Linked DNA regions of Homo sapiens: region 1 is linked to region 2. The links are chromatin loops, found by intact Hi-C in ENCODE. Cell type or tissue: heart right ventricle. All regions are shown on one strand. Each heading gives the region's core, and the rest is flanking DNA. Links, peaks and the distances in the headings are about the cores only. Region 1 overlaps NF1 (neurofibromin 1). Region 2 overlaps NF1 (neurofibromin 1).

The links. A loop is a pair of places that touch in the nucleus more often than their neighbours do. Peaks named below come from ENCODE experiments on the same cell type or tissue, not always from the same donor. Only the 100,000 strongest peaks of a DNase experiment are listed, where the experiment ranks them.
Region 1: a loop joins it to region 2, with 2.4 times the contacts of the local background. A loop is called at or near these places in 3 of 110 quality-filtered maps.

Annotation. Positions count from the first base shown.
Region 1 is chr17:31,163,403-31,175,720 of GRCh38, reverse strand. NF1 (neurofibromin 1) reads right to left here. Exons shown (of 58, transcript NM_001042492.3): 5 at 5,724-5,830. Among named protein-coding and RNA genes, the nearest start is that of MIR4733HG, 74 kb to the right of the region's middle. In heart right ventricle, for the core only: no CTCF peak of the experiment used is centred there; no DNase peak of the experiment used is centred there; H3K27ac peaks cover 2,031 bases.
Region 2 is chr17:31,105,727-31,118,724 of GRCh38, reverse strand. All of the region lies in intron 1 of NF1 (neurofibromin 1), which reads right to left. Among named protein-coding and RNA genes, the nearest start is that of MIR4733HG, 17 kb to the right of the region's middle. In heart right ventricle, for the core only: no CTCF peak of the experiment used is centred there; no DNase peak of the experiment used is centred there.

The DNA of each region.
Region 1 (12,318 bases), core at 4,319-12,318, 56 kb before region 2:
GGAGAGGACCATCACGCATCGGTGCCTGTCGGGGGGTGGGGGCTGAGGTAAGGGATAGCATTAGGAAAAATACCTAAGGTAGATGATGCGTTGATGGGTGCAGCAAACCACCATGGCACATGGACACCTATGTAACAAACCTGCATGTTCTACACATGTACCCCAGAACTTAAAGTATAATTAAAAAATTTGGAAAACATATACAGGGCCAGGCCCGATGGCTCACGCCTATAATCTCAGCACTTTCGAAAGCAGGAGTGGGAAGATAGCTTGAGCCCAGGATTTCAAGGCTACAGTGTACTATAATCATGTCACTGCATGCCAGCCTGAGCGACAGAGCAAGACTCTGTCCAAAAAAAAAAAAAAAAAAAAAAAGCAAAAGCACAGGTGTTTATGGGAAATTTTTAAAACCATCAATGATTCTATCATTCAGAGACAATCACAGTTAACATCTGGTGGTTTTACTTCTACCACTTTTCCTATGCATGTAGAAAACAAATATATTTAACATAACTGAGATCATATAAGCTGTATCAAACCTGTTCTTTTCCATAGTATCCCTAATTATTTCTGTATCAGTAAAAACTCTTTTTTTTTTTTTTTTTTTTTTTTTGAGATGGAGTCTTGCTCTGTCGCTCAGGCTGGAGTGCAATGGCACAATTTTGGCTCACGCAACCTCCGTCTCCCAGGTTCAAGCGATTCTCCTGCTTCAGCCTCCCCAGTAGCTGGGATTACAGGCGTGCGCCACTACACCCAGCTAATTTTTGTATTTTTAGTAGAGATGGGGTTTCACCATGTTCGTCAGGCTGGTCTCGAACTCCTGACCTCATGATCCGCCCACGTAGGCCTCCCAAAGTGCTGGGATTACAGGTGTGAGCCACTGTGCCTGGCCTATTTTTGATGGCTCTATATGCAATAGTAACTATTACACAAACTATTAAAACATATCATGTATTTTTAGTATGATACACTTAATTCTTTTTGAATCTTAATGTTTTCAGAGTATTACAGATGAACAAACTGTGTGTCTAAGGTTACAGATCTAATAAATGATTGAATTGGGCTTTAAAACCAAGGTCTTTTCAGTATGCTTTGATGCCCCTCATAATATTTAAGTCACTGTATTAAGTGACTGGTTATTTAATGTTTTCCAGTTTTAACACTGAGGTTATTTCTGTTATTTCACTATTATAAATAACATTAACAAATATTTTCATATCAACATCTTTTCCCACATCACTGCTTATTTAAGATAAGGAATCTCTAGAAGTGTCCAGTCAAAGAGATGAATATTTTTAGGGCCCTTGATAAAGATTACCAAGCTGCCTTTCACTAGGGTTGGGCCAAATGCTGCTATCACCAAGCAGCATACGAAAGTGCCTTCATCCTATCTTTGTCATCATAAAAGTATGTTCATTTTCTTTATTTTGCTAATTGGAGTGTTCAAAATAGTAGACTGCATTTTAACGCAAGTAACAGTAAACATTTCTCCATATAAATATATTGGGTATTTTAATTTCTTCTTCTTTAAGTTTATTGTCCACATCTAGAAAAAGATTTATGTTTGGAAAAAATGACCTGTCTATAAGCGATTTTACTGGCAATGGTCCCTCGGCAAAGAACTTCTCCTGTTGACTTTTAATGAAGGGATAAAGGTTTTTATTACATCTATGTAAGTGTCTAAGAGAGAGATGAGTCTTTTTTCTGGACTTGCAAATAAGTAACTCTCCAAATCAGTTTTTAAAAGTACCCCTTTGAATTCTCTTTGCTCTCACCCTCCACTGATTTCCAAATAATGACATTACTCTTCACAGTGCTCTTTAGCAACAACTTTACCTTTATGACATCTTAAATGTGTTATATACCATAATCTACTCTCAAAGCCAAAGTATCTTTCAGTTCTACAAGTTTCTTGTTGGACATCCTACTGATACCTCAAACTCAGAAGATCTAAAACTGAATTTATCATTTTCCTGGTCAAACCCTCTCTTCTGCCATCAACCTTTCCTTCCCTTTTCTGCTCTAACCAGCTTATTCTGTAATATTTGGTGATATCTCTCTAACCTCATATATCTAAATTGACTATCAAATGCTATGTATTCCATTTCTTTTTTTTTTTTTTTAGATGGAGTTTCGGTCTTGTTGTCCAAGCTGGAGTGCAATGGCGTGATCTCGGCTCACTACAACCTCCATCTCCCAGGCTCAAGCGATTCTGCTGTGCCTCGGCCACCCGAGTAGCTGGGATTATGGGCACGTGCCACCACACCCGGCTAATTTTTTGTATTTTTATTTTATTTTATTTATTTATTTAGAGACGGAGTATCACTCTGTTGCCCAGGCTGGAGTGCAGTGGCACAATCTCGGCTCACTGCAAGCTCTGCCTCCCGGGTTCATGCCATTCTCCTGCCTCAGCCTCCCAAGAAGCTGGGACTACAGGCGCCCACCACTACGACTGGCTAATTTTTTGTATTTCTAGTAGAGACAGTGTTTCACCGTGTTAGCCAGGATGGTCTCCTGACCTCGTGATCCACCTGCCTCAGCCTCCCAAAGTGCTGGGATTACAGGCGTGAGCCACCGCGCCCAGCCCATTTTTTGTATTTTTAATGGAGACGGAGTTTCCCCATGTTGGCCAGGCTGGTCTCGAACTCCTAACCTCAGTGATCCGCCCACCTTAGCCTAACAAAGTGCTGGGATTACAGGTGTGAGCCACTGCGCCCAGCCTCCACTTCTTTAAATACCTATCAAACTGGTCCCCATCCTTACCCTACCCCAATCCATCATCTGGATCTCCACAACTCTCATTATTTTTCACTTATATTACTGCATAACCAAGTCCCAGAAGTTCAGGTAACCCTCTACCAAGCCATCCTGCAAATTTCAAGCAAAGGGGTATATCTAAAATAAAATACTGATTAAGGTATTCTCTACCTCAAAGCCTTTCTATCACTTCCCAGGGCCACTAAAATAAAGCTTCGTAACTCATAAGCACAACAGTGCAGCAGTCAAGTATCTAGGTTCTAGAGACGAGCAGATGTGAACTCAATCTTTACTGAACAATTACTAGCTCTGTGACTTTGAAAATTTACTGAGGCCTCAGTTTCCTCATCTACACAAGAGATGATAATATTAATACTAGTATTGCGTCACAGGGTTATTGTAAGAATTGATGAGAAAAGGCATGCAAACTGCATAGCGCAAGGCCCGGTGCAGACTGAAAATATAACAAATGTTTCTCTCTCTCTCTCGATATATCTATCAAGATACAGATATATCTATAGACAGATCTGGATATACACATATCGATTGATATATCTATATACAGATAGGTATATCGAGAGAAAGAGAGAAAGAGAGAGAGAGAGAGAGAGACAGAGAGACAGAGAGACAGACAGAGACAGGATCTCACTCTGTTACCCAGGCTGGAATGCAGTGGCACAATCACAGCTTACTGCAACCTCAACCTCTTCCTGGGCTCAAGTGATCCTCCCACCTCAGCCTCCCAAGTAGCTGGGACTACAGGTGCGTGTCAGCACACCCAGCTAATTTTTTTTTGTATATATGGGGGTCTCTCTATGTTGCCCTGGCTCAAGCAATCCTCCTGCCTCGGCTTCCCCAAAGTGTGGGGATTACATGTGTGAGCCACCAGGCCTGGCCATATTTTTATTAAAATGATCTGACCTATTCTTGTACCTTCACATCTTGCTCATCTCTCATCCCCTCAAACAAATATATACTTCCTCTCTCACTTTACACTCACCCTATTTGAGTTTATCATAGTTTTTTTCTGCAAATAACTTGATAATGACATCACTTGTCTCATAAACCATGCCATGAGCTCCTTAGGGACAGATTCCATATTTTATTAATTTTTGTAATCCCAGCACTTAGCATGGCTTCTTATACATAGTTTCTCAACAAAGGCTTGTTGAGTTGTATTTAAAACACATTACTACCTTTACTACTCATTACTGAAAGGGTGCATTCCTTTTACCACTGTCACCAAGAGCCATATTTTGCTGGCCTATTTAATATCGGTTTTATACTTTATATATTTATCAGCATATACTCTAAATTTATGTTCATGAGGGAGCCGCATTCGATGGGAAAGTTACTTCAGTATAAAAGAAAGTCATTTATCCACACATTCAATTAGTTTCTCTTATTTGGACAGAAGAGACATTTCAGTTAATTATTACGGATTGAACATTTCTATTGTTTTAAACAGCTATTCACAGGCAACCTGGACTAGACTTGTTTCCAAAACATCACTGAATAGTTATGAAAAATCATAAAATCCCACTAATACTTCTTAACTTTAATTCATAGAGATCTCTAAATTTTACCATTCAGTTTCTCAACTGCTCAACGCTTAATAATAGATATCAAAATCTTGCAAATCTCAACTATTAATTCAATGGTGGTTTATTATAATCTAAAATAATTGCTGTCCACATGTTTGTATCTTGGCATAACAGCTAAAATCACCCCTATATTTTCCTTTATTAAAGTTACTGAATTAATTGTTGCTTGGTTTCACAATGGTAATGACCTAAAATCATAAATTATGAACAAGGGTAATATGAATAGAACACAGCTTTATATTATTCCTTTATATAGGTATTGCCTTTTTACATCTCTGGTGAGATAGTTATTGAGTTTAAAGGAAATATTAAGAAAACAAAAACACGTATTTTGAAAACTACATTGCAGAACTGATGTTTCTGAAGCTAATATAATTCAATCTGTTTTAGGTCAGATATTAAAAATATTATTGTTTGACAATTCCTTAAGTTACAAATAAAAATATGTGTGAACTGTATACGGTTTCATATCTAAATTAGCCAGGGTCTAATAATGCCAAAAACTAAAAAACATTTTTTTGTAAAATGAAATTTAGATATTCATACTCAGTTTATGAATATTCATTGATATCTGATTTACATGAATACATCACTGCTTACCACAGAATTTATCTCAATTCCTTCAGATCATACTCAGTTTATGAATACTCATTGGTATCTGATTTACATTAACACATCACTGCTTACTACAGAACATATCTCAATTCCTTCTGATCGTTTATTTCAATCCACATAATCATGTAAAGTACTTCCCAAGCTTTAAAGTCACATATTAGGTGTTATAATATCCCCATGTGGAACTACTACTGACATGTTCTACAAGGAGACAAAACCGGCAATGGAAGGTTAAGGGACTTTGTAATGCTATAAAGTCAGTCAGTAGAGAGCTGAAAACAGAAATGTCAGAAATGAAATCTCTGGCTCAATTCATCCTCTCACCATAACATCACAATCTCCTCGTTCCATTCTGCAATAAAACTTTGATATCCTACTACAGACAATCTTTGTAAAGTGCTACAATAGCTAAACAGATAGCTTCTATAACCTATAGCCACCCTTGAGAGATCAAATTCCAGAAAAATGAAATAATAGCACCCTTGCATTCTCTGTATTGAAAACAAAAATTGTAGTTAAGCAAAACTTTCCATTGCCAAGATTTAAAATGCTCATTTTCTCTACTGCATTATTTTCAAAGATTGAAAAATAATTACCCATTTGTATTACTGGTTATTTCACAAGGAAATGTCATTATAAAATCCAGTTTGGTGTTCTAGTTCAGCACAATTAATATAATTAGTACATTCATGATACTAGTTTTTGACCCAGTGATTTTTTTCAGATATATTATACATTTAAACTTACCCTTCAGGAGTCGTTTTAATTTTGCACAATCCACATTGATATACTGTAACAATTCTATATCATGAACATCAACATTGTCTTCTGAACAAACAGTTAATTCCTGTAACCTAAAAAGTAAAAACCAAAATTAACTTATCAAATTAAGTATTAGGGGACAGGTGTGGTATCTCACACCTGTAATCCCAGCACTTCAGGAGGCCAAGGCAGGAGGACCACTTGAGGCCAGGAGTTCAAGACCAGCCTGGGCAACATAGCAAGACATCATCTCTAAAAAAAATACAAAAATTAGCTGGGCATGATGGCACACACCTATAGGCCCAGCTACTCAGGAGGCTAAGGGAGGAGGATCTCTTGAGCCTAGAAGTTTGAAGCTGCAATGAGCTGTGATCACACCACTGTACTTCAGCCTGAGTAACAGAGTGGGCCCTATCTCTTAAAAAAAACAAAAACAAAAAAAGTCTTCGGGTATCCCTAAATTCTGAATTCAACAGATTCTTCCCCCAAAGATGAGTTCATAAGAGTAAAGACATATATAAAAATAAGGCAATAAATATTTCTTATAAAAACCTAAAGGAACATAACAAACAAGGGATATGATAAAAGAAACCATGATAATTCAGTAAACGTAGCATCGTAGCATCCTTATCCTTAAGATTGAGGTGTCTAAATATTGCCGACTTTCGGCCAGGGTTCTTTGGGAAAATTAGTTAATTCCAGGATGGGGGCAAGAGATATACAAGGTGAGGGCAGGTCACCTTGGGCTTGAAAACAGGAAACTATCAACAACTATCAGAACCATGTCAAATATCACACAGGTATGCACTTTAGGCATCTCAACTGTCAAAAATGGGATAATCTGAGGATCAAAAGAATTATGTCTACAATGGAAACACATACAATAAATTAAAACACACAAGCCTGTTATAATATTGAAAGAAAAAACTTCATGGGTAACCTTTCGCAACTGTTAGGGTACCAACTCATTCTGATAACGAATAATGGAAGTCAAGTCTGTATCCTGCATTCCCTACATGGACTGTATTGCAAGATAACTAAACACACAATGAAGCAAAAATCTTTCATAGAAGTCACAATTTTAAAATAAAGAATGAATGACAGAATAGAAAACGTTTCATTTTGCAGCCCCCAATGAAGTGGAATCCAGGCAGTGATCATCAGTGATTACTAAAAACATTAGGAAAAATTTATGGGAAACTGTATAATGAATACATAATGCTGATAACATCGAAATCCAATCACTGATCATAACATTAAAAGTCAATAATAGGACATGTTTCCTGATGTGATTCATTAGGAACCACATAGCATCATCAGTAAAGTATTCTTGTCCCCCCCCAGCCAAATGAACGTGAATCCAATGAAACCCAAATACAGAATGTAGAAAGGCAAATAACGCAGTCCAACAAATAAACAGCATGGGAAAAAATGGAGAGCAAGGTGAAGAAATGAAGAAATGATACTGATTAACAGAGGCTCAGGAGAAATATCAACCAATTCCAAAGTACGCATCCTATTTGTATCTTAATTTGAACAAAACAAAAAAGCCATTTCTGAGATAATGAAAAAACCCACAAATTTGGCAATGCATGATATTAAGGAATTATGATTCTTGATAGGTATGACAATATTATAGTTAAATGCTTAAAAATCTATTTATTAGAGATATATACTGAAATATTTACAGGTGAAATGATGTCTGGGGTTTGCTTTAAATTACTGAAAAGGGAAGAAGAGAAACCATAGCATGCCAGAAACAGTTAAAGCAGAGTAAGAGATGCATGGGGATTTGAAGTACTATTCTATGTGTATTTTTCCATTTTTCCACAATGAATAGTTTTAAAAATTCATATTTCCAATTACAAGTAAAAGTATAATTTGAATTAAGACTAAAACTATAATAAGTAAACTTGATTTTACTAACTTCTACTTTTATCAACTAGATTTTTGAAACACGAATGAAACTTTATATTCACAGGGTACATTTACTTTGTATTTGAAAACCGAGTAAGCCTTTTTTCATTGCACTTTTCACAGTTTGTACATGTATTTATGTAATTATTTGCTTAATATCCCTACTTCACAGAACATAAGCTTATAAGGACAGGAATATCTGTTTAAACCCCAGCTTCTCCTATGTTGAATATGAAGTTATCACAAACGTAGAAACATTTAACACTTAACAAATATGTAGATATTTTTAAACTGATAAAAGAAATTCACTTAGCCTAAATGTTAATAAAAGGCATTAAACTTTTCTTCCATTTTACACCAACAACCACAGCACTCAGATTTTCAAAAGTTGGTATTGCTAATCTATTAAATCATGCTACCTAATGAGGCATACTCATTATTCATATTAATAGACATAAAAAATATAAGCAGCACAATTAAATTGTAAACTTTTATAAATGCAGCAATAGAGATATGGTGAAAAGGCACAAATACTATATGGTCTTATAATTTATATGTATTAACTTGAATTTCAATCATTTAGTGCAATTTGCAAAGGAGTTATTAATCATCACACTAAACCTTCAGTTGATAAGAATGTAATCAATCCTATTCTTCCTTCTCAAATTCTCGTTTCACTCACTTTAGCTTTAATTAGACTACAGCTAACAGTACAACTATTCTAAGCACTTACATGAACTCTCTTCCTATCATCAGGGTAAGAAAAGCTCAGCATTTCAAGCTGGGAATGAGGTTGTCCTCAATGCTAAAAATTCCACAGCTGCTGCAAAGAGCGTAGAAATATGGAGTACGGCTCCTCAGAAAACACAACATCATAGATCAGCAATACCAACTTCTGAAAAGTTGACTCTTGTGGTTGTTTGTGAAAAATGGGAGAAAAATTTTGTCCCTTTTATAGTCTGGTACCCTTATAGAGAGCAGGTATTTTGTGAAGGTTAAACATCATTTCCGAAGCAGAGAAATCAAATAAAGCGTAGTCTGAGCAAAAGAAATGAACAGTAGAAAACCTATCACTAAAACAGCTAGAAAGTCTAGGCATACTGAAAGATATTTTAAATGTATAGGTCCAGAAAAGAAGAAGAAAACTGAAAACCAGAGAGTTAAGTGCACAAGTACATGACCCAGCCCTGCAACAAAGGAAAGATGAGTGAGGTTTTTGATCTCCTTAACCTAGGAGCTTGGGGCTTAACATCCACATGGAGACTGGATATAAACGCCTTGTACCCTAATAATTCAGGATTCTAACTTGGGCCCTGCATAAAACATGAACTAGAAAGAACAATGCACTCCCCCTGCCGCCCCCACTCCCCACAAAAAGAAAAAAAGAAAAAAACCTACCAGCACAAAGAAGCTTAACTGCTCTGCCTAAACTTTGGATAAAGTGAAAAAAGTCACCTAGAGCTGTTTACCTTCTAAGAGTTTAGGGTTCAAATTTATACTGCCCATACAGGCTGGGACTGAGAAATTAAGAAAAAAATAGCTCCAGAACTGGGCACCTGGCAAATGCAAATGCAAAACCATCACTAGAACACTCCCTCAGCCCAAGGCTACAAGGATTCTCAAAGAAAATACAGGCCACACTAAAGATAACTTTGCAATCAAGGATTCCAAAACTGAGATGAAACAATTCACTATGAATGAATCAGCACAAACAAATCAATATTAAACAATACTAAAGAGAACGTAAAATACGTTTTAAATGATCAGAGACATATAAAAAAACTGAAAACTATTTTTAAAAAAAGAGTAAGAAACCATAACGAACAGATTTGTATGGAACCAAATAGTAAACTGTAAAGAACCAAATGACTTTTAAAGTCATTGAGTTTTCTGCTTCTGGTGGTATATCAAATGAGATATTCTGAAGCACCTTCTCACTACAAAACAACTAGATCAACTGCATTTGTGGAGTAATTCTGTGGAGAAAGCAGTTACTCCGCTACATAAATACTATAAGCCACAGAAAATGGTATACTCCCAGAGAAAAATAAAGCTATCTTAAGATTTATAGCCAGCCAGGCATGGTAGCTCACATCCTGTAATCCCAACACTTTGGGAGGCCAAGGCAGGAGGATCCCTTGAGCCCAGGGGTTCAAGACAAGCCTGGGCAACATGGCAAGACCCCGTCTCTACAAAAAAATTAAAGAAACTAGCCGGGCATGGTGGCACGTGCCTGTAGTCCCAGCTACTCAAGAGGCTGAGGTGGGAGGATCTCTTGAGCCCAGGAGGTCGAGGCTGCAGTGAGACATGTTCACATCACTGCACTCCAGACTAGGTGACAGAGAGAGACTGTGTCTCAAAAACATAAAATAAATAAATCTATAGCCTATCTTCCCCTAAAGAAAAGTAAAGGTCAGAAATATAAAAACCAAATCTTAATCTTAAAGGAGAAACATTGACGGGGAGAATGGACAAACACGAAACATCTTCATGATACTGATTCATCTATTATATATAAAACATAAGATCAATCTTTAGAAAGAACTACCATTCAAGCCACACACATATTTTAAGTCACCTAATACTATGACGATGACAGCATAAGATGTTCCAACCTAAACTAAACCATCATAATGGTCTTTTAGGTGAGTGATCCTTCAGTAAGATCAGCTCCTATTTCTGACACAAGCTAAATGGAACTGAAAATGCAGTTGTCTGAAACAATGTTATTTCACAGATGCCATTTCTGAGTGGTCTGTCCTCTGAAAGCTAATAAAATTTTAGACACTTGGTTTCTATTCTGGCAACAGTGAACTAGATTCAGGAAATAAACAAAAGTTGCTTATTTTTACATGTGCTAATGCTGCAAAATCCCATAAAGTAAAACCTTTGGTGACTAGAAATTTTCTAGAATTTTCCAAGGTGGCACATTTGTTGTGTTCTATAAGGCAGTTCATGCATTGATAGACTACAAGACATTTGGGTTTTTTTGTACCACTTTCTACCTTTAATTTAACAGGTGTTTCAAATAGTAAGGCCGGCCTAGCAGTCACCTAAATGAAAAGGGTTTGCGTTTTTTATTAAATACAATTTTCCACCCTCCTACTCTCTAGGTGTTTGTTACCTTGCTGACTCAACCACTGTATTATTATTCATAATATAAAACGTTACTGCTCAAAAGATTTCATGAAAACATTTTTCTATCATGTAAATATTACCCAAGATTATCAATAATATACCATTAAATAAAACTTTAATTTTCTTTGGATCAAGAATTGCATTGAGGTTGAAAAATATTGCTGCCTAGGATCTTAATTATAGAAATGTCATTGTTGATTAAAAAGATTGCAGGACTCTGAAGTTAATCAATTCCCCCAAAAAACCGTAACACAAATTCTCAAATGGTGATGTATGTTGTCTTTCACACCTGCTGGAAAACAACAAAGGAATCAGTAAATCTGAATAATCAAAGTCCACTGTTCGTACAACACTGACGAGCCAAAGATGCAGGCACCAACAAAGAGGATTGTTTTTCTCTATTCGGTATTAGTCTTCGATTCACGAATCACTAAATAATTTGTGCTATAGTTTCTAATTAAGTTAATAACCCATCTGACTTTACTTGCCTTAGAAAGGCAAATCATGTGCATAACAACAATTTGCAGCTACTTGCTACTGTCACTTATAATTCTATCCCATAGAGCACTACCTATACTAATTTCTCCACCTGTAGGTAGCATATCACAACTAATGCTCAGGATGATTTTGAGTCATCAATAAAAGCTTAAATTATATTTTTGATACATCTTTAAAAACAGAAGTATATTTTATAAAACAGATTTCATCAAAATGTGGCTAAAATAGATAGGGAAGCAATCTGGTATAGTGAAACTAATATAAATTCTGAAGCCAGCCTGACTTAGAAATTTTGGGTCCTCCATTATTTGGCACATCACCTGAACTTTTTTGAGTATTAGTTTGCTCACCTGTAAAATGAGGGAAGTATCATCAAGGTTACTGTGAGGATGAGACAGCAAAGGAAATGCTATAAATACTCAATAAATGGCAGTATTTTACATACATTTAAAATGTAGTCCACTTTCTGGAGAATTCTACTTTGCAATTATTCACCTCCTTGTGTTTTCACATCACTTAGGTTTTTTTGTTTTTGTTTTTGTTTTGTTTTTTGGTAACCTAAAATCTTGTGATAAAGGGTAGAGTTGTGAAAGTATTTGAATTCTGACTACTCTCATTAATTATTCCATCTAATTGGGTAGTTTCATTTAAAGGGATAATATGTTTAAAAAGCCAAACCAAAAGTTCATACCTAGTATTGTTTTTTAAAGCCTGCTCACGGCAGATATTTTTATCTGAAATTTAGACTTTCACATTCATAACAGTGCTCTTATTTAATTGCACATATCAATATCACAATATTACGCAATTAAAATGTCAAAGATATTAATGCATAAAATTTCTACGCAAGCCCAGACAAACTCATTTCTCTGGAGGCTGAGGTAGGAGGATCACCTAAGCCTGGGAGGTCAAAGCTGCTGTGAGGGGCAAAAGAACTTGTCTCAAAAACAAAAAAACCTCATTTCCATTAACTTTTTATTTTTATGTAGACAAAAAACAAAACTTCTAATATTCATATTACTTCAGT
Region 2 (12,998 bases), core at 3,074-11,073:
AGCAAAGACTTGCAACCAACCCAAATGCCCATCAATTATAGACTGGATAAAGAAAATGTGGTATATACACACCATGGAATACCATGCAACTATAAAAAAGGATGAGTTCATGTCCTTTGCAGGGACATGGATGAAGCTGGAAACCATCATTCTCAGCAAACTAACACAGGAACAGAAAATCAAACACTGCATGTTCTCATTCATAAGTACGAGTTGAGCAATGAAAACACATGGACACACAGAGGGGAACATCACACACTGGGCCTGTTGCGGGGTGGGGGTTTAGGGGAGGGATAGCATTAGGAGAAATACCTAAGGTAGACGACAGGTTGATGGGTGCAGCAAACCACCATGGCACGAGTATAGCTATGTAACAAACCTGCACATTCTGCACGTGTATCCCAGAACTTAAAGTATTAAAAAAAAAAAAAATCAGCATCTGGACTGCAGTTGAGCTCCCTAAAGATCCTACAACATTTTTAAGAATCCAGTGTAATTTGTGATTGTTTCAAATCAAAAGTTAAAGAAAGCAACAATTCCCACAATTTCTAGGCACAAAAATTCTTTCAGAAACTTTTATGCTTATAACACAACATATACCAAAATTTAATAAAACACTAAATTAAAAGAGTGCATTTACCACATTTAACCTAGTTTAAAAAACAACCATGTATTACTTTCATATGCGTACCATATTTGAAAGCATAATTCAATTTCTCTATAATTCAGCCCTTATCCCTTAAGTCAGGCTGCACCTAACAGCCTAATTCACAAACATTGAGTTTTAAACCATATTTTAGCATTTTTCCAGGTGTTCAAAAAGAAATGCCAAAGAATACCTAAAAATACATATCATGATTTGGTTAGAAGGGAATAGGAATGGTAAACAAGGGACATTCTGCCATATAAGACCAGTCACATGACAAATACTTCTCTTCAAGAGCATGGAAGATTTTATTTCATATATTCATTCATTCAACAAATATTTATTGAGTCCCTTCTATGTGCAAATCACTATTCCTTTTTTTTTTTTTTTTTTTTTTTTTTTTTTTGAGATGGAGTTTTGCTCTGTCACCCAGGCTGGAGTGCAGAGGCGCAGTCTTGGCTCACTGCAAGCTCCGCCTCCCGTGTTCACGTCATTCTCCTGTCTCAGCCTCCCGAGTAGCTAGGACTACAGGAGCCCGCCACCACGCCCAGCTAATTTTTTTTGTATTTTTAGTAGAGACAGGGTTTCACCTGTTAGCCAGGATGGTCTTGATCTCCTGACCTCATGATCCACCTGCCTCAGCCTCCCAAAGTGCTGGGATTACAGGCATGAGCCACCGCGCCTGGCCGCAAATCACTATTCTAAACAGAAAGAATGTAACAGTGAAAAAAGGAAAAATGCTTGTCTTTATCAAACATATACTTAATAAAGAATATAATTAATAAAAACGGTTTTGGAGGTCAGGCACGGTAGCTCACACCTATAATCCCAGCACTCTGGGAGGCTGAGGCAGGAGGATCAACTGAGGTCAGGAGTTCAAGACCAGCCTGGCCAATATGGTGAAACCCCATCCCTACTAAAAATACAAAAATTTAGCCAGGCGTGGCGGCACGCCTGTAGTACCAGCTACTCCAAAGGCTGAGGCAGGAGAATTGCTTGAACTCAGGAGGCAGAGGTTGCAGTGAGCCAAAATAGCACCACTGCACTCCAGCCTGGGCAATAGTGAGACTCCATCTCAAAAAATAATAATAAAAATAAAATGAGCCAGGCACAGTGGCTCATGCCTGTAACCCTAGCACTTTGGGAGGCCGAGGAAGGTGAATCACGAGGTCAGGAGATCGAGACCATCCTGGCTAACACAGCGAAACCCTGTCTCTACTAAAAAAAAAAAAAATACAAAAAAATTAGCTGGGCATGGGGGCGGGCACCTGTAGTCCCAGCTACTCGGGAGGCTGAGGCAGGAGAATGGTGTGAAACCAAGATGCGGAGCTTGCAGTGAGCGGAGATGGCGCCACTGCACTCCAGCCTGGGCGACAGGGCAAGACTCCGTCTCGAAAAAAATAAATAAATAAAATAAAATAAAATGATTTTGGAGTTCTAAAAATAAAATTTTCTAACTATATTGAGTGATAAAAGTAACTATTTCAAAGATGTGGTCATGATGTTTTGATAGGGCCTTGAAAGGGAAGACTTAAAATTTTAAGTTCTTCAATTTCAAGTCTCTCAAGATTTCCTCTATCCTTAAGCAGGTAGGTTAGACAGGTCCTAGTTAGATTACGCAGATACTCTTATCTGAACATTTATATTATTTCTCTGAAACATATACACCACTCCACACACCACCACGCACAATTTTTATGCAGGGTTAGCATAAAAATTGCTAACCCTGGCAATTTTTCAAAGGGTAAGTTCTTTAATTTAATTCATCCTATCTCTATTAATATTCAGGCATTTTCCCTAAAACGTTCAATGAAATTAAATAGTTTTACCTAAATTTGGCCAACTATGAGAAATGTTAAAGTATACCGAGTCAATCTGTATCTTGAAACAAATGACAGCCTAAAAAGTTTTCAACCATACAACCCATAACAATGGATTTCTATCTGGTAGATTTCAACAAAATTAGTGAGATATCTGCATGAGTAAAGTCTACAGTTCAAAAGTCACTATTTTACAGTTACTCCAAGGTTTTTAGATAGATGATATAGCTGTCATAAGTCTACAATTTATTTAAAACATTTCTTGGTCAGATAATTATTACCTATTTTGATCTTTTTTAATGTGGAAGTAAAATGCTCCAAAATATTAATGACAGTGGATAATACCATACCTTAAAAAAAGAAAACAAAACAAAAACTCTACATACATGGAGGGGACAAGAATTTGTCCTCACTGGCACCAACATATTCTGAATATGAATATGCATTCCCTGCCTACAGTGCTTCTGCCAGCATCACCATCAAGGACATGGGCGACACCTTGTTCATCATCAAGGTATACTACTCAACAAGACTTTGATCAAGGTACTCATTTCACAGAAAAAGGGTTATGCAGGAATGGGTTATGGAACTTGGAAATCACTGGTCTTACCACATACTCCATCACCCAGAAGCAGCTGGTCTAACAGAATGGACTACTGAAGACTCACTCAGTTACAGTGGATCAATGAGCAATATACAATATTGTTTTCCCCATAGCTAGAATACAAAGGCCTGAGAATCAAGGGGCACAAGTAGAAGTAGTTCCTCTATTATTCCTAAAAATTCCATTAGCAGAAGTTTTGTTTCAAGTACCTACGACTTTGATATCTGCTGGATTGGAGGCCTTGGTTCCCAAGCAGGGAATGATTCCACACAGTTCCACTGAACTGGAAGTAACAACTACCTCATGACCACTGCCTCCATACCACTAAATCAGAATTTCTCAATCTTAGCACTACTGACAGTTTGGACTGGATCAGTCTCTACTCTTGGGGGCTGTCCTGTGCATTTCAGGATGCCTGACAGCATCCCTGAACTCTACCCACTAGATGCCAGTAGCATTCCCCCACCCCCACGAAAGTCATAACAATTAAAAATGTCTCCAGGCATTGCCAAATGTCCCCTGGGAGGTAAAACTGTCCTAAGAACCACCGCACTACATCAACAGTCAAAGAAGGGGGTTATTCTATTAGCTGATGTAATTCAGTCCTATTACTAGGTGATACTGTACTGTTGCTACATAATGGGGACAAAGAGGACTATGTCTGGAACCCTGAGGATTCCCTGAAATGTTTTTCTAAACCTATATATATAAGAGCAAAACTTAATGGAAAACCACAGCCACAGGCATGCACACACATGAAGCAGGACCACCAAAGATTTGTATTCTTTTTTTTCTTTTTTTGAGACAGAGTCTTGCTCTGTCGCCCAGGCTGGAGTGCAGTGGTGTGATCTTGGCTCACTGCAACTTCCACCTCCCGGGTTCAAGTGATTCTTGTGCCTCAGCCTCCCAAGTAGCTGGGATTACAGGCGCCTGCCACCACGCCCAGCTAATATTTGTATTCTTAGTAGAGACAGGGTTTTACTATGTTGGCCAGGCTGGTCTCAAACTCCTGACCTTGTGACCTGCCCACCTCAGCTTCCAGAGTGCTGGGATTACAGGCGTGAGCCACCATGTCCGGCCCATGGTCTTTTTTTCTTTTTTTTTTTTATTCTTTTTTGTGAGACAGTCTCACTCTGTCACCCAGGCTGGAGTGCAGTGGTGTGATCTCAGCTCACTGCCACGTCTGCCTCCTGGGTTGAAGCGATTCTCCTGCCTCAGCCTCCTGAGTAGCTGGGACTACAGGTACCCGCCACCACGCCCAGCTAATTTTTTATATTTTTAGTAGAAACGGGGTTTCACTGTGCTAGCCAGGATGGTCTCGATCTCCTGACCTCGTGATCCACCCGCCTCAGCCTCCCAAAGCCATATTCTTTATTAATGAAGATTTAGGTTACCCCACCAGCTGAGATCTTGAATGAGAACAAAGGAAACATGGAATGTACAGCAGAAGTAGTTATAAATATGAACTACAATCTCTCAACCAGTTACAGAAGCAAGGTCTACAGCAGCTATACATATTTTCTTCCTTATTACAGGGAAACGGGCAAGTTTATAAATCAATTCCTTCCCTCTTCTTCTCTATGTTATTCAAACTTTATTAAAGGTTAACTTTACAATTTAGTCCCTAGGTAACAGGATATTCAGAAGGAACTATGAATTTGAGGCATAATTAACACAGCCTAGAAATAGATAGTGTGAATGTCCCCCAGAAATCAATACAATTATGAGACTCTGCTCCTCATTTTGGGAAGAGGGTAAGGACATCCTCATTTTTACAAAGAACATTTTCATCTTTTTAGGCAAGAGCTTAGAGTGTTTTTCTTCTTGTAAAGAAGATGAAATATCTGTATAAAGGCTGAGTGGTCAAACACTTTGGGAGGCCGAGGCAGATGGATCACCTAAGGTCAGGAGTTTGAGACCAGCCTGGCCAACATGGTGAAACCCTGTCTCTACAAAAATTAGCCAGGCATCGTGGTGAGTGTTTACAGTCCCAGCTACTGAGGAAGCTGAGGTGGAAGGATCACTTGAGCCCAGGAGGTCAAGGCTGCAGTAAGCCATGATTGCACCACTGCACTCTAGCCTGTGCAACAGAGCAAGACCCTGTCTCAAAACAATTTACGGCCTGGCCAAGTTCAGTGACTCATGCACTTTGGGAAGCCGAGGCGAGAGGACAGCTTGAGGCCAGGTGCTCGAGACCAGCCTGGGAAACACAGCAAGATCCTGTCTCTATAAAATAAGAAAATGAGCCGAGCGTGGTGGCATGTACCTGTAGTCCTAGCTTCTTGGGAGAATCACTTCAGCTCAGGAGTTCAAGGCTGAAGTGAGCTATGAAGCCTAGGGGACAGAGCAAGACCCTGTCTTTAAAAAGAAAAAGAAAAAAATCTATGGCCTAAATAAAAACAAACAAGATCAATAAACATCCATGTATTTCTATATATTAGCAACAATCAAAAATTGAAACTAAAAAACAATACCTGTTAAGATGGCAATCTTCCCAAAGTTGATCCATGGACTCAGCAGAATCTCTATCAAAACTGGCTTTTTAATAGAAATTGACAAGCCAATCCGAAACCATACAAGGATAACAAAAGACCTAGACTAGTCAAAACAATTCTGAGAAACAAGAAAGCTGGAGGACTTATACTACCTGACTTGATATTTTATTATAGTTTATATAGTTAAGCTCTTTTATAGTTAAGACTATGTGGTATTGGCATAACAGGCACATAGCACAAATACAAAAATTAACTAAAAATGAGCCACAAACGTTAGTATAAATCCTAAATTTCTACAGAAAACAGAGGAGAAAAATTTGTGACCTTATATTAGAAAAAGATACCTTAGATATACCAATAACATGATCTATTTTTTAATTGATAAGGTGGACTTCAGAAAAATTAAGAACATCTGCTTTTGAAAGACTTTGAGAACAAAAAAACAAGGAAAAACTAGAAGACTTGCAAATCATTTATCTGATGAACTTGTATTCAGCATATATTATGAATTCTGAAAACTCCAGTAAAACCCAATTTTTTAAAAATGGGCAAAAGAGATAAACAGCTCACCAAAGAAAATATTCAGATGGTAAATAAGCACATGAAAAGATGCTCAATATCATGAGTCATTAGGGAAATGCAAATCAAAACCACAATGAGACACCACTTCATACCCACTAGGATGGCTGTAATTTAAAAGAAAAGGTTAAATAAGTGTTGGCAAAGATGTGGAACAACTGAAACTCTCATATACTGCTGTAAGATGATACAATCACTTTAGGAACAGCTTGGTGGCCTCTTAAAATATTACAGAATATAATATCCTGTAACATTATTATATACATCCACCATATGATCCACCCATTTCTACTCCTTTGTATTTACTCAAGAGAAATGACAGTCATGTATATGAATCTTCAAGACAACTTTATTTGTAATGGTGAAAATTTGAGTTGTCTTCAGTTATCCATCAACAAGTGAATGGATAAACAACTTATGATATATCCACTGAGACAAAAACAGCTCAAGGGTTCCCTAGGGATGGGATGGAGGTAGGAATGGATTATAAGGAGGCTGGAGAAAACTTTTGCCGGTAATATATGTTCTTCATCTTGATTGTGGTGATGGTATCAAAGGCTTATATGTATATCAAAACTCATCAAATTATACATTTTAAATATGTGCAGTTTATTGATTGGATGGCAATTTTACCTTAACCTAAAAGCTGTGGAAATTCTATTATTCTAGAATAGCAAAAAGCAATAAAGTTCCTAAAAACAGCAATAAAAACAAGAGGCAATAGGTCTTGTCTATTTACTCACACACTTACCCGAGTGTGTGCTCTTCATTATTTCCTACAGTTTTGTACTTCCATTTGAGATATTTTCATTCTGCCTAAAAAACTTCCTTCAGTAATCTTACAGTGCAGGTCTGCTGGTCATAAATTGTCAGCTTTTGATTGTCTAAAAATGTCTTTATTTCGCCTTCTTGTCTGAAGGATATTTCTGCTGAAGGTAGAATTCTAGCTTGGCAGGTTTTTTTGCCAACATTTAAAAAATGTCTGTTATTTCCCAGTTTCCACAGTTGTATTAAAAAGTCAGCCATCAGTTGTATTATATCGTTCCTTTGAACACAGTGCCTTTTTTCCCCTCTTCTGGCTGCTTTTAAGCGTTTCTCTTTGTTTCTGGTTTTCAACAGTTCCATTAAGATATGCTAAGTGTAGTTTTCTTTGTGTTCATCCTGCTTGGGGTTTGCTAAACTACTTGAATTTATAGGTTGATGCCTTTCATCAGTTTGGGAAAATATTTTATCATTACCTCTTCAAGTATTTGCTTCCATGCTAATCTCTCTACTTTTGGGTCTCCAATTACACATTAGACTTTTTACTAATGTTCCACATGTCTCAGAGGCTCTGTTCTACTCTTTCCATTCTTTTTTTTTTTTCTGTGCTTTTATCTAGATATTTTCTATTGATCTGTCCACAAGCTCTCTAGTCTTGCCTTCTGCTGTGTATAGTCTGCTACTGAACCGGTACAATGAATAATTAATTTCAGATTAATGTCAATTAATTATTAATGGGGGGGTTTGTGATGGTGGTGTTAAGGAAGATTTTGTTCTGTCTTGTTTTGTTTTTTAATGTGGCATGCACTATACTAAGCCCTGGGAGTACAACAACGAACAAAACAGACATAGGCCCTGCTCTCGTGGAACTTAAATAGTATACATTAAATTTACCTGGGTTTTTTTTGTTTTTGTTTTTGTTTTTTAAGAACAGTAAAGAATGAGGGGGAGGTGGAGTGTCCTAGAGTCCTGCGCCAAAGTTTCTAATTAAACTACAAATAAAGACCTTAAGCAACCAACGTTGTGTTTTTGATTCCTAGAATGTTCATTTGGTTTCTTTCTGTGGATTCCAATTCTCTATGAAAATTTTCATCCATTTTCTCCGTATTTTCCTTTATTTTCTTAAGTATATTATAGTTATTTTAAAATAAGTCTTTGTCTGATGAACTTCAATTTTCTGAGTCTGCTTCTATAAGTTTTATTTTTCTCTTGAATTTTTCCACCCTTTCACATCTCTAGAATAGTTAATAGTATGATAGTATTATAAACGAAAGAACCATAGAAACCCCAGAATATATCTCCTCAGTAAGAGCTGTCTATTTCCTCTATTAGGCAAAAGGGATAAGATAGGCTGATCACCTCAGTCCAATCAGGAATTGAACTGGGCCAGGGATATGTTGCAGTTTTAGTAAAATGCACTTCCTCTCTAGTTTCCTTTTCCTTCAGTGTGTGTCCAGAATCAGCAAATGTCAGCAATCCTCTGCTCACCTATAAAGATCTCTTCTATTTCTGGAATTCTAATTCATCTAGTCCTCATTACATCCATAGCTCTCCAATATTTTTTTTAGTATTGATTTTTAAAGTTCATCCAATTGTGGTTTTCTAACTTGTTGCAGTGATATATATGACTGTACTGTGACCTATTAAATACCACCCAGAAATTAAATTCTCCCTGTATATCACACAGCAGTGGTTTACAAACCCAGCTTTATGTCAAAAATGACCTGGGACCTCTAGAAATCACACGATGTTTAGTAGAGCCAGGAAATCTGTACTTTTAACAAGTCTTAAGTGATCTGGCAGAGCTGACATTTCTAAAGAAACTAGCGTGCCTGCACCAGTTGCTCCTCCTCTCCCCTCCCCCACAGCTCAGTATTTATAAGGACATTTAAGAAAAAATACACACTACACACAATGGATAAATTAACAGAAGAGTTAAAACAAAAGTTCAGAATAACTAGAAATGTTAAAGACAAAAATATGTAAAGGCTTTTAAAATACATTAGGATCAAAAAGATGAGGAAAGAAGAACAAGAATCACTAGAGTCCATGATTCCAGCACCAATAGGTCATTAAAAGCAGAACTATTCAACTCAATTTTTATTTCTAATTGTTCTAGTTGAAAATAAAATGAGGCCAAGGCATGGTGGCTCACGCCTGTAATCCTAGCACTTTGGGAGGCCGAGGCAAGAGGATCACCTGAGGTTACGAGCTCGAGACCAGCCTGGACAACACAGTGAAACACCTTCTCTATTAAAAATACAAAAATTAGCCGGGCATCGTGACAGGTGCCTGTAATCCCAGCTACTCGAAAGACTGAGACACAAGAATCGTTTGAACCTGGGAGGCGGAGGTTGCAGTGAGCCGAGATCGCGCCATTGCACTCCAGCCTGGGTGACAGTGACTCAAAAAAGAAAAAAAAAAGAAAAAGAAAAAAAAGAAAATGATCTTCAAATCTGAAAAAAAGCATTGCTGAGAGTCATCAGAACTTAGATACATAAAGCATGAAGAGCCCACCTCCCTGTTTTACCTGAGCTCAAGTGTACATGAATCCAAGATACAGATGAAAATTTAGAAATATGGTAAGAGAAATGTGGTCAGTGAACTTGCAGAAGTCATGAAAAGTAACAGGAGCCAGATTGGGAATGAGAAAATGTTGTTGCAATTGTCAAAATCCAAGAGTGGGTAAAGGTGAAAGGGTGATTTTAATACTATGGACTTAATTTAATGTCAGCATCCAGATAATTCTAAGACTGATTAGGCATGAGTTGTTAGCACTTATACAGGGAAGCAGCATTTACTAATAAAATCTTACCTTTGTAAAGCACTTTTGCTTTTGAGTTTAGAGTAGACAAAATACTTTCATGCATATTACCTCCTATCTTTGATTCTCATAGATCCCTGTGAAAAAGTGCAGGTAACATTATGTCCCCTCCACCACGTGTTACTCTCTTCAACATATTAGGAATTCAGGGCTCATACAGCTTGGCTTGCCCCCCTGTTAACTCATTCCAGTAGAAAGTTAAGACTTAAAGTCAAGTCTTCTGATTCCTAATTGAGTTGTTTTTATATTACACAGCTCTTAAAGTCAGTATAAGAATAAATCACGCTGAAATGATATATAGGATTGCTTTAAAATAATAAAGAGGTAGTGAGCAGGAAATGGGTAGGAATACGGATGAAATAAGACTAGGGAGAAATTGAGTAATGGATACAAAAGGATTAATTTATAACATCTCTCTAGGCCATGTGCAGTGGCTCACGCCTGTAATCCCAGCACTTTGGGAGACTGAGGCGGGTGGATCACTTGAGGTCAGGAGTTCGAGACCAACCTGCACAATATGACAAAACCCTGTCTCTACAAAAAATACAAAAAATTTAGCCAGGCGTGGTGGTGTGCACCTGTGATCTCAGCTACTCGGGAGGCTGAGAGAGAGGATGGCTTGAGCCTGGGAGGCAGAGGTTGCAGTGAGCCAAGATCGTGCCATTACACTCCAGCCTGGGTAATAGAGTGAGACTCTGTCTCAGAAAAAAAAAAAAAAAAAAAAAAAAAAAACTCTCTACTTTTATGTTGGAAACTTTTTATTTTAAAACATGTGAATTAACATTTTTGATAGGTATACTGTACTGGTAATCAAATGCATACCAAAAATATACTGTACCTGAAGCTCAGCATTTTTTTTTTTTTAACAGAGTTTCACTCTGTCACCCATGCTGGAGTGTAGTAGCACAAACACCACTCACTGCAGGCTCAACCTCCTGGGCTCAAGCCATCCTCCCACCTCAGCCTCCCAAGTACCTGGGACTACAGGCATGCACCACCACGCCTAGCTACTTTTTTTATTTTTTTGTGCATACTAGCTGTGTTGTCCAGGTTGATCTCAAACTCCTGGGCTCAAGCAATCCTCCCTCCCCCACCTCCCAAAGTGCTGGGATTACAGGTGTGAGCCACCATGTCCAGCAAGCTCAGCATTTTTAAATCCATTTAAGTTTCATATAATGCCCTCATACAACATTGGGAGGAAAGATAAAAAATGGTATGCCTGAGTACTGACCACCATTGCACCAAAAGGAAAACAATTAGGATAGTGAGGTGTCTTGAAAACATGTTCTTTGAGAAATGGTTGAAGAATGAATGAAATTTTTTGGTGGGGGTGGGAATCTAGGGTGTACTTAAGATGTCTTCAAATGTTTTTATTTTATTTTTATGTATTTATTTTATTTATTTATTTATTTTTTCAGAGACAGAATCTCGGTTGGGCACGGTGGCTCATGCCTGTAATCCCAGCACTCTGGGAGGCCGAAGTGGGAAGATCGCTTGAGTCCAGGAATTCAAGACCAGCCTGGGCAAGATGGCGAAACCTCGTCTCTACAAAAAATTTAAAAACTAGCCCGGCATGGTGGCATGCACCTGTGGGTAGTTTGTGTCATGAGAGGAACAAGAGCTTCAGGTCTTCGTTGATCTTTGTCGCCAATATATGACTAAAACAAAACCTACTATCACTGTCATTCCCTACTCCAGATTCACTTATCAGAGGCCAAAAACTGAAACATAACAGGGAAAGAAATACTGTGCTTTTTTTCCCTCCGCACTCATTACCCAAAAGGAAGAAGACTCACATGGAGCATAAAGGCACATTTTCCCAGACCCAAGGTGGGACAGGAATAGAAGGCACCGATAAAGACAGGAGGATAGAAAAAAATACTCCAAAAGACAAGATGAAGGATTTGAGGGTTGTTATAGGGAAAAAGAAAAACTGAAAAAGTAGATGTAACAATTAAAAAAACCACATCCAGGAATCTTCATTCAAATACTACCAAAGTTGAAAAGTTTGCCTCAAATGTAATCAAACTCTAAGTAAAATGTTCTTAGAATATAAAAACCAACTTTACAAAAATAGACTGTGCAATGCCAACATGAAAGAATCATAATCTCATATTTATAGCTGTATGTGTATTTCTGTTGGTATTCTCACAAATTCTATTCTCCCACTTAAGAATGTACAATAAGTGTATTATATAACTAAATAAAAGGGAAACAATGTTACAACTTCTAACAGCTGAAGAAGTTTTGATAAAGTGACCAGGAGAATAATACATAATGAAATCAAGGATATATAATGCTTAAAATTTACATCTATTTCTAACATCTAACCAACTTGAAAAGATTCAGATACTCTAACATGAACTTAAAAGGAAAAACATAATATACCATCTTCGAGTGAAGAAGCAATCATACATCCCTCATTTTGCATATTTGTACTACCTGTTAGTAAAATTTAGACTTTTAAAACTATTTATTGGAAAGATAGTGATCTAAGGGTCAAGACATCCATACTCTAGTTTAACTCAGTTAATTATATAATCATATGATTGTGAACATGTTTTGCCTCTGTAACTTTTTTCTCATGTAGAGTAGAAATAATAACCACCAAATTATAAAGAATGGATAGAAAAAAAATACTGCACAGATGCTAATACATTTTTATGACTGTTTACAGCTTCCTTTCATATAAGATTCATACCTAAGTCATTAAACAAGCCCATGATGTGAGAAGGGTAAGTATCATGCCCATTTTACACATGAAAATATAGAAAACTGATGTTCAGAGAGGTTAAGAGACTTCCCCAAGACCACACTGCAAGTTGCACAATCAAAAGCTTTTTCTTTTACTACATAGTAGGCTGCCCTCACAAGTCTAAAGTGGTAAAAGTTGTTTTCTCATGCCCAAACTACTATGAGAACTACCCAAGAGAAACCGTGTCAACAGAAAAGTGTCACCACTTGAGATCATTAAGAGACATAACTTCCCAAAAGGTCATTATCTGAGTATAAAATTTTGATTAAAAATAAGTTAAATAATCCTTAAAAGTTTCTAGTAGTCCTGCTATTTACTAAATTAATTTCATGCCTCTTGTGCTAGATATACCACTCTGCTGGTGGGGGTGGGACACGGGAGTTAGGTGGAGCAGGAAAGAATTTCATCAGAAAAAGTTAAGTTCTCAGCCGGGCACGGTGGCTCATGCCTGTAATCCCAGCACTTTGGGAGGCCAAGGCAGGAGGATCACCTGAGGTTGGGAGTTCAAGACTA